Linked DNA regions of Homo sapiens: region 1 is linked to region 2. Evidence: read pairs that join two places in POLR2A ChIA-PET (ENCODE). Cell type or tissue: Caco-2. All regions are shown on one strand. Links, peaks and the distances in the headings refer to the core of each region. The heading gives the core; the rest is flanking DNA. Region 1 overlaps BORCS8-MEF2B (BORCS8-MEF2B readthrough). Region 2 overlaps HOMER3 (homer scaffold protein 3).

Region 1 (5,364 bases), core at 63-5,062, 230 kb after region 2:
ATCAACCTGTGCAAGTCACTGAGCCAAGCTGACCTCAGAAGAAGTAGAAAGCTTAAGTAGACCAACAACCATAGAAGATTAGAAAGGTGACTCAGGACCTACCATTAAAAAGGTAATAAAGTGGGCTGGGCATGATGGTTCACACTTGTAATCCCAGCACTTTGGGAGGCCGAGGTGGGAGGATTGCTTGAGCCTAGCGGTTCAAGACCAACCTAGGCAACATAGCGAGACCCCTATCTCTAAAAAAAAAAATTTTTTTTTTAAAGGCAATAAAGTTCAAGGCTGCAGTGAGCTTTGAGCTGCTGCACTCCAGCCAGGGCAACAGAGTGAGACTCTGTCTCTAAAAAAGAATAATAATTTCAAAATTAAAATAATAACTAAAAAACATGTTTAAAGGCCCAGGTGGTTTTACAGCTATTTTCTCAAATCTCACAGAACAGGAAAGTGCAGCATTATTTCAGTGAACTTAGATCTTTGAAATAGACGGGATCTAGCCGAGTCACTTTTTTTGTTTTTGAGATGGGGTCTTCCTCTGTCGCCCAGGCTGGAGTTCAGTGGTGCAATTATAGCTCACTGTAGCCTTGAACTCCTGGGCTCAAGTGATCCTCCAGCCTCAGCATCCCGAGTAGCTGGGATTACAGCTATGTGTCACCACACCCAGCAAATTTTTAAAAACTTTTTATAGAGATGGCGATTTGCTGTGTTGCCCAGGCTGGTCTCAAACTCCTGGCTACTCCCAGATACTTCCAGCTACTTGAGAGGCTGAGGTGGGAGGATTGCTTGAGGCCAGAAATTGGAGACCAGCCTGGGCAACACAGCAAGAACCTGTCTACAAAAAAAGTAAAAATTAGCTGCACGCCGTGGCACACACCTGTAGTCCTGGCTATGTGGGAGCCTGAGACGGGAGGATTCTGTGAGCCCAGGAGTTCAAGGTTACAGTGAGCGATGATGATCTTGTAAGCTCTTCCACTTCCAGCTCTCATGCATTGCTGGTGGCAGAGGAAAAAGGGACAAGCACTTGGATAATCCTCTGGCATCTACTAAATCTGAACAGATGCCTACCCTGTGACCCAGGAATTCCGCTCCTCGATGTTCAATATTCACGCAAGAGAAATGGGTCCAAGTTACACCTGAGGACACAGACAAGAATGTTTTCTACAGCTTCATACATCATTGCCTCAAACTGGAATCAACCTGGAAGCCCTTAATGGGAGAGCTGGTCAACACTTTCTTGTTGATTCTATGATCAGTTATAGCACAGCACAGAAAAAGGGTGCACTCTCGCTGCACACAACCACGTGGATGAATCTCAGAGACCATTGGCCAATTCGACGATCCCAGACTCCATCGAGAAGATGCACTGTGTGATTTTATTTACATGAAGTTTCAGAACAATCAAAACTCACTGATGCAGCTGGGCGCAGGGGCTCAAGCCTGTAATCCCAGCACTTTGGGAGGCCAAGGCGGGCAGATCACTGGAGGTCAGGAGTTTGAGACAAGCCTGGCCAACATAGCGAAAACCCATCTCTACTAAAAATACAAAAATTAGCTGGGCGTGCTGGCATGTGCCTGTAATCCTAGCTACTCGGGAGGCTGAGGCAGGAGAATAGCTTGAACCCAGGAGGCGGAGGTTGCAGTGAGCCAAGATTGTGCCATTGCACTCCAGCCTGGGCGACAGAGCGAGACTCTGTGTCAAAAAAAACAAAAAACAAAAAACCCTCACTGAGGCTGATGGATATCAGACAGCACTTTGGTCACCCTGGGCAGAAGCTGTGATTAGGCAGTGGCCCAAGGGGGAAGTCCCAGGGGCTAGGGAAGTCCTGTTCCTGGATCCAAGGTTTGGGTACACAGATATGTTCAGTTTGTGCAAATGTGTTGAGCTCAACTCTAGTGGTTTGTGCATTTTTCTTCGTGTGATTTATTTCAAAAGGAAGATTTCTTTTTTTTTTTTTGAAGTGGAGTCTCGCTCTGTTACCCAGACTGGAGTGCAGTGGCATGATCTCAGCTCATTGAAACCTCCACTTCCCGAGTTCAAGCGATTCTCCTGTCTCAGCCTCCTAAGTAGCTGGGATTACAGGTGCCTGCCACTGTGCCCGGCTAATTTTTGCATTTTTACTAGAGATGGGTTTTCACCATGTTGGCCAGGCTGGTCTTAAACTCCTGGCCTCAGGTGATCTGCCCACCTCAGGGGCCAAAGTGCTGGGATTACAGGCGTGAGCATGGGCGCCCCCGGCCCAAAAGGAAGATTTCTAAAAAGCTCCAGCCAGAGCAACATAGTGAGACCCTGCCCCTAAAAAAAAAAAAAAAAACAAACTAGGGCCAGGCCAGGCACGGTGGCTCACGCCTGTAATCCCAGTGCTTTGGGAGGCTGAGGTGGGAGGATCACTTGAGCCCAGGAGTTCAAGACCAGCCTGGGCAACATGGCAAAGCCCTGTCTGTAGGAAAAAAAAAAAAAAATTAGCTAAGTGTGGTGGCATGCCTGTGGTCCCAGCTACTCAGGAGGCTGAGGTGGGAGAATCACTTGAGCCCAGGAGGTGGAGGTTGCAGTGAGCCAAGATCACACCACTCCACTCCAGCCTGGGTGACACAGCCAGACGCTGTCTCAGAAAAATAAATAAACAAAAATAAAAAAATTTAGCCAGGCGTGGTGGTGCACCCCTTAGTCCCAGCTACTCAGGAGTCTGAAGTGGGAGGATCACTTGAGCAGGGGGAGGCAGAGGTTGCAGTGAACTGAGATCCTGTCACTGCACTCCAGCCCGGGCAACATTGTGAGACTGACTCGAAAGTTTTTTTTTCTTTTTTTTGAGACAGAGTTTTGCTCTTGTCGCCCAGGCTGGAGTGCAGTGGCGCAATCTCAGCTCACTGCAACCTCCTCCTCCCCAGTTCAAGCAATTCTCCTGCCTCAGCCTCCTGAGTAGCTGGGATTACAGGCACACACCACTACACCCAGCTAATTTCTGTATTTTCAGTAGAGATGGGGTTTCACCATGTTGGCCAGACTGGTCTCGACCTCCTGACCTCAGGTGATCCACCAGTCTCGGCCTCCCAAAGTGCTGGGATTACAGGCGTGAGCCACAGTGCGTGGCCTAAAAAAAAAAAAAAAAAAAAAAAATTAAATCTAGCGGGGCATGGTGGTGCCTGCCTGTAGTCCCAGCTACTTGGGAGGCTGAGGCGGGAGGATCACGTGAGCCCAGGAGATGGAGGCTGCAGTGAGCTATGAGTGGGCCACTGCACTCCAGCCTGGGTGACAGAGTAAGACCCTGTCTCTAAAAATAAAAAAGCTCCTTGCTGCTTATGGCTGCTGTGGGGAGCAGTGTCTGTTCAGGCTAGAGTGAGGTGACAGGAAGAGGCTGGGCCAGTGGGAAATACAGAGTTTGAATGGAGACAGGGGTGGCACCTGGGCAGAAGTGGTGACCAAAGGGTGCAGGATGTGCTGGTGACCTGGGATAGAAGAGGAGCCTGGTGATCCCAGGCCTGAGCGATGTGGGGGTGAGGGGGAATTGGGAGGACAAAAGAAGAGCTCAGGAGTGCGGAAGCATCAGAAACTTTCTGGCAGTATCTGTGGTCACTAAGTCAATCAACAAACATTACCCTGAAGTCCTTCAAGCCATAGATTATCATCTCCCCAGCCTGGCGAGGCCCCTTAGCCCCCCAGTAATGGAGATGGGGTGCTGGAGGGAATCCCACCCTTCCACTGACCCTTCCCCTCTGGCCTCTCTGCGTGGTAGGACTCAGTTCTCTTACCTGTTAATTGGGGGTGAGAATCCTTCTCCCACCAGCTGGGAAGAGGGTAGGGAGCAGGGGTCTACTGAACTTTTTTTTTTTTTTTTTTTGAGATGGAGTCTCGCTCTGTTGCCCAGGCTGGAGTGCAGTGGCGTGATCTCGGCTCCCTGCAACCACTGCTTCCCAGGTTTAAGCGATTGTCCTGCCTCAGACTCCCGAGTAGCTGGGATTACAGGTGCACACCATCACACCCAGCTAATTTTTTATATTTTTGGTAGAGGCGGGGTTTCAGCATGTTGGCCAGGCTGGTCTCGAACTCCTGACCTCAAGTGATCCGCCTGCTTTGGCCTCCCAAAGTGCTGGGATTACAGGTGTGAGCCACCACACGGGGGCCTCTATTGAACTTTTCTTCTGGCTTCTGGGAAACCAAAAGGAAGAAGGTCTGGGCCTTGGAACTGGGGGCGCTGAGTCAGTACAGCATCCTGCAAGACCACCTTGAAATACTGTCATCAGTCACCTGCTTCCTCCCCCATAAAATGGGTCACAGGATCCTAACCTCACAGGCTTTGCAGAGGGGTTTAAGAGAAAAGATTAGGAACAAGTCAAGTTCCCTTTCTTGGCACCCCTGCGGGACTTTACTGGGGGGATGAGCTGCAGAGTCACTTCGCCAGACCCCTGAGCCCGCAGGGAGGCCACGGCTTGGCAGAGGAACCCAGGCCGGGAAAGGAGAAGTGAGAGGCAGGTGGGTTGGGTGGGGGTGGGGGTGAGGGCCCGCGGGAGGCGGTGAAGCGGGGAGGGGGCGCTGCTCCCGGCCCCTGCAGCGAATCAGGCCTGCCGCCCCGCCTCACGCAACCCAGGCTGTGGTTTCATCACCTGCTCCCCAAGTACCTCATTATGGGCGACAGGAAGAGCCCCTTGGAAAGCCAGGACCCCTCCTCCCCTCTCCTGGGGGCTCCAGCGGCTCCGACCCCAGCTGCAGGCGACCCTCCCTCCCCAGCCAGAGCCCTGGGCCCGCCTCCTCCCCGGGGGCCTAGGGAGGTGGTACCCAGGTGGGGGGGCATGTAGGTGACCTGGCGGCCTGGCTCAGTTCACAGCGGTCCCTGGAGCCCCGCACCTGCCCTCAGGGACTCAGGGGAGACGGTGGGCTCGGGCAGTGACTCCCCTGTTGCTGAGCTTCTCTGGAACTCAGTTTCCTCCTCCAGAAAGTCAGGGGGCAGCAGGGGCCACCTCGCTGAACTGGGGGGAGGGGCTTCACAGTAAGGTGCTTTACAGATGCGGGGAGGATTTGTGGTCGATGGGTCCTGATGCCTCTCAGAAGGCCTTGGGGTCACCTCTCCATCCTGGGGGAACCCAGCTCAGATTGCGGGCCCCAAAAAGTCCCTGGTGGAGTGCTGAGGGACAGGGGCGGATGGGGTTGGGGGTCACTCCATCCTTGTATGGGCATAATGGGAGGTAGAAATATTCCCCACACACGGAGACCCCCAAACAGAGCCGCAGAAAATCCACAGATGCCCGAAACAACAGATCCCCCAAATACACAAGTATTCCTCCTGCGAAAGTCCCCAAAATACATGCAGTTCACGATACGCCAAACCCCCCAACCCACACAGCTCTCCAAACACACACATCCCCAAAACACAT
Region 2 (5,364 bases), core at 63-5,062:
TGGTGACTCAAGCCTATAATCCCAGCACTTTGGGAGGCTGAGGGCAGATTGCTCACGGTCAGGAGTTCGAGACCAGTCTGGCCAACATGAGGAAACCCCATCTCTACTAAAAACACAAAAAATGCCCGGGCACGGTGGCGCATGTCTGTAATCCCAGCACTTTGGGAGGCCGAGGCGGGCAAATCATGAGATCAGGAGTTGAGACCAGCCTGGCCAACATGGTGAAACCCTGTCTCTACTAAAAATACAAAAAATTAGCTGGGTGTAGTGGCGGGCGCCTGTAATCCCAGCTACTCAGGAGGCTGAGGCAGGAGAATTGCTTCAACCCGGGAGGTGGAGGTTGCAGTGAGCTGAGATCGTGCCATTGCACTCCAGCCTGGGCAACAGAGCGAGACTCCATCTCAAAGAATTAAAAAAAAATAAAGCCAAGCCAAGCCAGACCTAGTTCCAATGCAGGCTCTGTGATCTCAGGCTGAGAACAGGAGGAATTGACGGGGTCTGGCATGGGAATACAGCAGGAACTCAAGCATTGCTTGTTGAACCCATAGATGGATATGAAACTGTACCAACAGCCACTGTTCACGCGGCACCTGCTGGGCATCAGGCCTTCCACAGGACTGGGCCTCCCAATACTTTATCATCTTAGGTAGATATTGTCCTGAGTGTCTGTTGAGGTGACTGTCACCCACCGTCACCCCACCTCCTTGTGCCCACACACACCTGCACCTTCTGCTGAGTCTCCTCACGCTCGGCAGCCTCCAGGGCCTCGCGGGGCCCCCCAGTCTGACTCTTCAGGGTCTGAATCTCCTAGAGGAGAAGAGTTCCCAGGGTCTGTTGCGGGGGTCCTGGCTTTCCCACAGGAGGTGAGGGAAGGCGAGGCCCAGGAACCACACTTGGCACTCACCTGGTCCTTGGTTTGCACCAGAGCTTCCAGCTGTTCCAGCGACTGGCCCTGGCCCAGCCCCTCCTTCTCACCGGTGGGGGTCACCTCTGAAGCTGCCTGAGCCTCCAGCTCAGCCACCTGTAGGGCAGGAATAGCAGCCCCTGACGCCCCCGCCTGCACTCTCCCTTGCTCGCCCAACCTCTAGGGAATCTGCCTCCTGTCTGGCCACGCCCAGGACCGAGCACCCATCTCCCTTGGTTGGTGCCACCACCCCCCTCTGCACAGCTTGGACTTTAGTGTCTGATCACCCTCTGAGGCTGGCATTGTCTCAAACCCATTTTACAGAGCAAGAAACTGAGGCTGGGTCAGTGACCTGCTGAGGTCACACAGCTAGTCCATGAACCCAGGGCAGATGGGAACTGCCGAGGCGCGGTCTCCACAGTTGCCCGGGCCAGGTGGGGGTCTCTCGGAGGGAGGGGTGCCCTCACCCGCTGCCGCAGCCGCTCGGCCTCTGCACGCTGAGCCTCCAGCTGCTGCCTCCACTGGGCTGCGGCGGCGTTGGCCTCTCGCAGGGCGCCTGCCAGCTTGTTGTTGCTGTCCTGCAGTGCGAAAAACTCGGCCTCCCACTGTACCTCGCCCACGGAGCTGCAGAGACACGAGGGTCGGCAGTGGGTGACACGGGGCTGGGGGGCGGAGTCGGGCGATGCTGGGCTAGGGGGCGGGGCCAGGGGTGGGATAGCTCTGGGCTTAGGTCAGGGCGAAGGCTGGCGAGGGTGCGGAGTCGTGCGCGAAGTTGGACTAGGGGGCGGGGCAGGGGTGGAGTGGCACTGGGCTGGGGGCGGAGTCAGCGGCAATGCTCGGTTAGGGGGCGGGGCCAGGGTGGGTGGCGCTGGGCTGAGGCGGAGTCACGGGCGATGCTGGGCTAGGGGGCGGGGCCAGAGGAGGGGTGGCTTTGGGCTAGGGCACGGAGTCAGGGCCACGCAGGGCTGGGGATGTGGCGACACTGATTGCTGAGCTTGGGGATGGGGCAGTCCCGCAGAAGCGGGGTCTTGTCGAGGACCGAGTCAAAGAAGGGGGCACGTGGAGTCCGCCCAGTGACACTGTGGGAATGTTGAGGGAGGGATGGGAGGTTGGGGAGAGTCAGCCGATGGGGGCGTGGTCAGGGTGGTTATCCTAAGACCAGAGAGGCATCGACGGGGCGAGGTTAGCAGCGAGAAGAGACAGGGATGGGGTCAAAACAGAGGGGCGTGGCCAACGCAGGGTAGGGGCGGGGTCGGCTCTGGATGGGGCAGCATTCAGATCCTCATCCCCTTCCCCAGGTCTTGAGTCCACAGTTAGATCCCGCCGTCCTGGCACTCCCTTGGCTTCCAAGAACCGCCTCCTCGTCCCCCACCCCTACCCCCGCCCCTGCCACGCCCCCAAGTCCCGCCCCTCACCCCTCAGACAACATCTTCTTTAGCCGCTCGCGCTCTGTGGGGCCGGGGGCATCAGCGCTCTGGCTGCGGAACAGTTTTTCCTCGCCGGGGCCGTTGGCACTGACGAGAGGGCTCGGGGGCACCTAGGCACGGGGAAAAGAATAGGTCACGACCCCACATCAGCTGGGATCAAGGCTGATGTGACTGGGGTCGTCACATCGGGGGTGCAATTGACCTATGCACCCTAAGCAGGTCCTTCACAGCACAGGATCCAAGTGTGTCCCTCCCCACCTCACCCACCCTCCATGGCTCCCTGTGGCCCCTAAGCTGGGAGTTCCATGCCCACGCCCTCGACCTTGCCTTCCTGGGCTTTCACCACCCCCAGGAGCAAGTCTGATGCAGGTTAGTCTAAACCAAGATACTTAGAACCTGTAAGGTAGGGGAGGGGTACAATCGGACACCTCCCTGCTGTTCCCTTCCCTGAGGCCGAACTTCAACATCACGTTTAGGATTTCAGCAGGAAGCCCTGCCCAGGCCGAATTCGTGTTTCGTGAGCAACCCCACTGCCTGGACCACTGGCTCTGAGGGTAGACAAGCTGGCGGGTGCCCTGCGAGAGGCCAGCGCCACCGCAGCCCAGTGCAGGCAGCAGCTGGAGGCTCATGCTTTTTTTCATCTCTCCAACCCCTGTGCACAGCCCTCGGCCTGGTACACAGCAGGTGCTCAATAAATAATGCTGAATAAATTAATGTGGGAAAACACGCAGGGACAGTTCGTTGTTCTGCCTCACACTTAGCCATTTCTTTCTTTCTTTTTTTTTTTGAGACAGAGTCACACTCTGTCACCCAGGCTGGAGTGCAGTGGCACGATCTCGGCTCACTGCAACCTCCATCTCCTGGGTTCAAGCGATTCTCCTGCCTCAGCCTCCCGAGTAGCTGGGACTACAGGCGCATGCCACCACGCCTGGCTAATTTTTGTATTTTTTAGCAGAGGTGGAGTATCACCATGTTGGCCAGGCTGGTCTCGAACTCTTGGCCTCAAGTCATCCTCCCTCCTCAGCCTCCCAAATTGCTGGGATTACAGGCGTGAGCCACCGCACCCGGCCACACTTAGCCATTTCAATTTCTAGTCTTCCATCCTGCCATCTGAGCTGGTTTTGCTACTGGGACCTACTGGGTGTACCCCACCGGCCCCAGGCAAGGTCCAGACCCTCTATGACACACTCCACACCACTCCTCTGTGGTCCCTGCTGTGGGTCTAACCTTAGGTCATCTGGAAGCATTGGGTCTTGACGACCAGCAGAGTGCCCCGGTCTCCCAATATCAAGGTCCCCCAATATCAGTTGAGCGCCTGGCTGACTCACAGGTGCCCAGGCAGGCATAGGGGAGTAGGGAGTGCTGACCTGGTGGGAGGCGAGCCCCAGGGCTGGACTGGTGAGCTCCCCGCCATCCTGAGATTTCTCCCTGGCCAGCCTGGCTGCTTCCTTCACTTCCTGGAACTTCTCGGCAAACTAAGGGAGTGGGGAGGAAAAGACAGTAAAACCCCAGCCCATCCTCCCAAACAGGTCACCATCACTCAGTGACAGCCCCGCCACTTTCGAACCGTACCCATCCCCTTATCACACACCTTGGAAGAAGGAGAGAAACTTTGAAAAATGATGTACCATGGTGGGTGGGCAGGTGGCATCAGATCACAGAGGTGGCATTTAAATACATTGGGCCACATTGAGAAAGGGAAAGGAATTCCCATGTCCTCTTTTTAGGAAAGGGTCTCACTTTGTCACCCAGGCTGCAGTACAGTGGCATGATCTCGGCTCACTGCAGCCTTGACCTCCCTGGCTCAAGTGACCCTTCCACCTTACCCCTCCACCAAGGAGCTGGGACTACAGGTGTGTGCCATCATGCCCGGCTAATTTTTTCTAGAGACGGGGTCTAGCCATGTTCCCCAGAATGGCCCTTTTCCTGTTTTTTGTTTTTTTTTTTTTTGAGATGGAGTCTTGCTCTGTTGCCCAGGCTGGAGTGCAGTGACATGATCTTGGCTCACGGCAGCCTCTGCTTCAGCCTCATGAGTAGCTGGGATTACAGGCATGCACCAGCATGCCTGGCTAATTTTCATATTTTTAGTAGAGATGTGGTTTTACCATGTTGGCCAGGCTGATCTTAAATTCCCGGCTTGAAGTGATCCGCCTGCCTCAGCCTCCCAAAGTGGTGGGATTACAGGCACAGCACCCAGCCTTTTTTTTTTTTTTTTTTGGGGGGGGACAGAATCTCGCTTTGTCACCCTGGCTGGAGTGCAGTGGCACCATCTCAGCTCACTGCAACCTCTGCCTCCCAGGTTCAAGCGAGTCTTCTGCCTCAACCTCCCGAGTAGCTAGGACTACAGGCCCGTGCCACCACGCCCAGCTAATTTTTGTATTTAGTACAGATGGGGTTTCACCATATTGGCCATGCTGGTCTCGAACTCCTGACCCCGTGATCCACCCACCTCGGCCTCCCAAAGTGTGAGAATGACAGGTATGAGCCAACATGTGGGGTCCCTTTTAATCTTTATCAGGGCTATTTCAACAAAGAGAGCCTCAGGTGGGTGCTAATCTGTCTTTAACACCTGTTATTATTCCTTTATAACAAAGAGATTAGGTCTCAGGCTCTGAGAGACATCAGAAGTCAATGAGAAAGTAATCATCTCATTCTTGTTTTTGTTGTATTAAATGTTTACATGTTTACATTTACCACCTATTTATGACAAAGCAATACCAGTTTTCCAGTTAGGATAGGATATGTTTCCCCCCACCACCCCGGTTTTAAAATAAATTTCCTTAGTTTAAAAATAATTTTTTAGGCCGGGTGCGGTGGCTCACACCTGTAATCCCAGCACTTTGGGAGACCAAGGCGGGCGGATCATTTGAGGTCAGGAGTTCGAAACCAGCCTGGCCAACATGGTGAAACCCCATCTCTACTAAAAACACAAAAATTAGCCAGGCATGGTGGTGGGCGCCTGTAATCCTAGTACTTGGGAGGCTGAGGCAGGAGAATTGCTTGAGCCCAGGAGGTGGAGGTTGCAGTGAGCTG

The links. ChIA-PET counts read pairs that join two places held together with the same protein. Peaks named below come from ENCODE experiments on the same cell type or tissue, not always from the same donor. Only the 100,000 strongest peaks of a DNase experiment are listed, where the experiment ranks them.
Region 1: POLR2A ChIA-PET joins it to region 2 with 11 read pairs; 3 of 35 experiments call an interaction of 5 or more read pairs at or near these places.

Annotation. Positions count from the first base shown.
Region 1 is chr19:19,156,154-19,161,517 of GRCh38, forward strand. All of the region lies in intron 5 of BORCS8-MEF2B (BORCS8-MEF2B readthrough), which reads right to left. The region is part of intron 1 of MEF2B (myocyte enhancer factor 2B); the gene reads right to left. Among named protein-coding and RNA genes, the nearest start is that of MEF2B, 11 kb to the right of the region's middle. RefSeq lists an enhancer at 4,245-5,220 and a silencer at 4,466-4,795. In Caco-2, for the core only: no CTCF peak of the experiment used is centred there; no DNase peak of the experiment used is centred there.
Region 2 is chr19:18,930,605-18,935,968 of GRCh38, forward strand. HOMER3 (homer scaffold protein 3) reads right to left here. Exons shown (of 10, transcript NM_004838.4): 5 at 3,699-3,806; 6 at 2,320-2,441; 7 at 1,372-1,528; 8 at 905-1,021; 9 at 721-807. Among named protein-coding and RNA genes, the nearest start is that of HOMER3-AS1, 7.0 kb to the right of the region's middle. RefSeq lists enhancers at 875-1,386, 1,387-1,897, 2,584-3,202. In Caco-2, for the core only: no CTCF peak of the experiment used is centred there; DNase peaks (open chromatin) are centred at 1,757 and 2,107.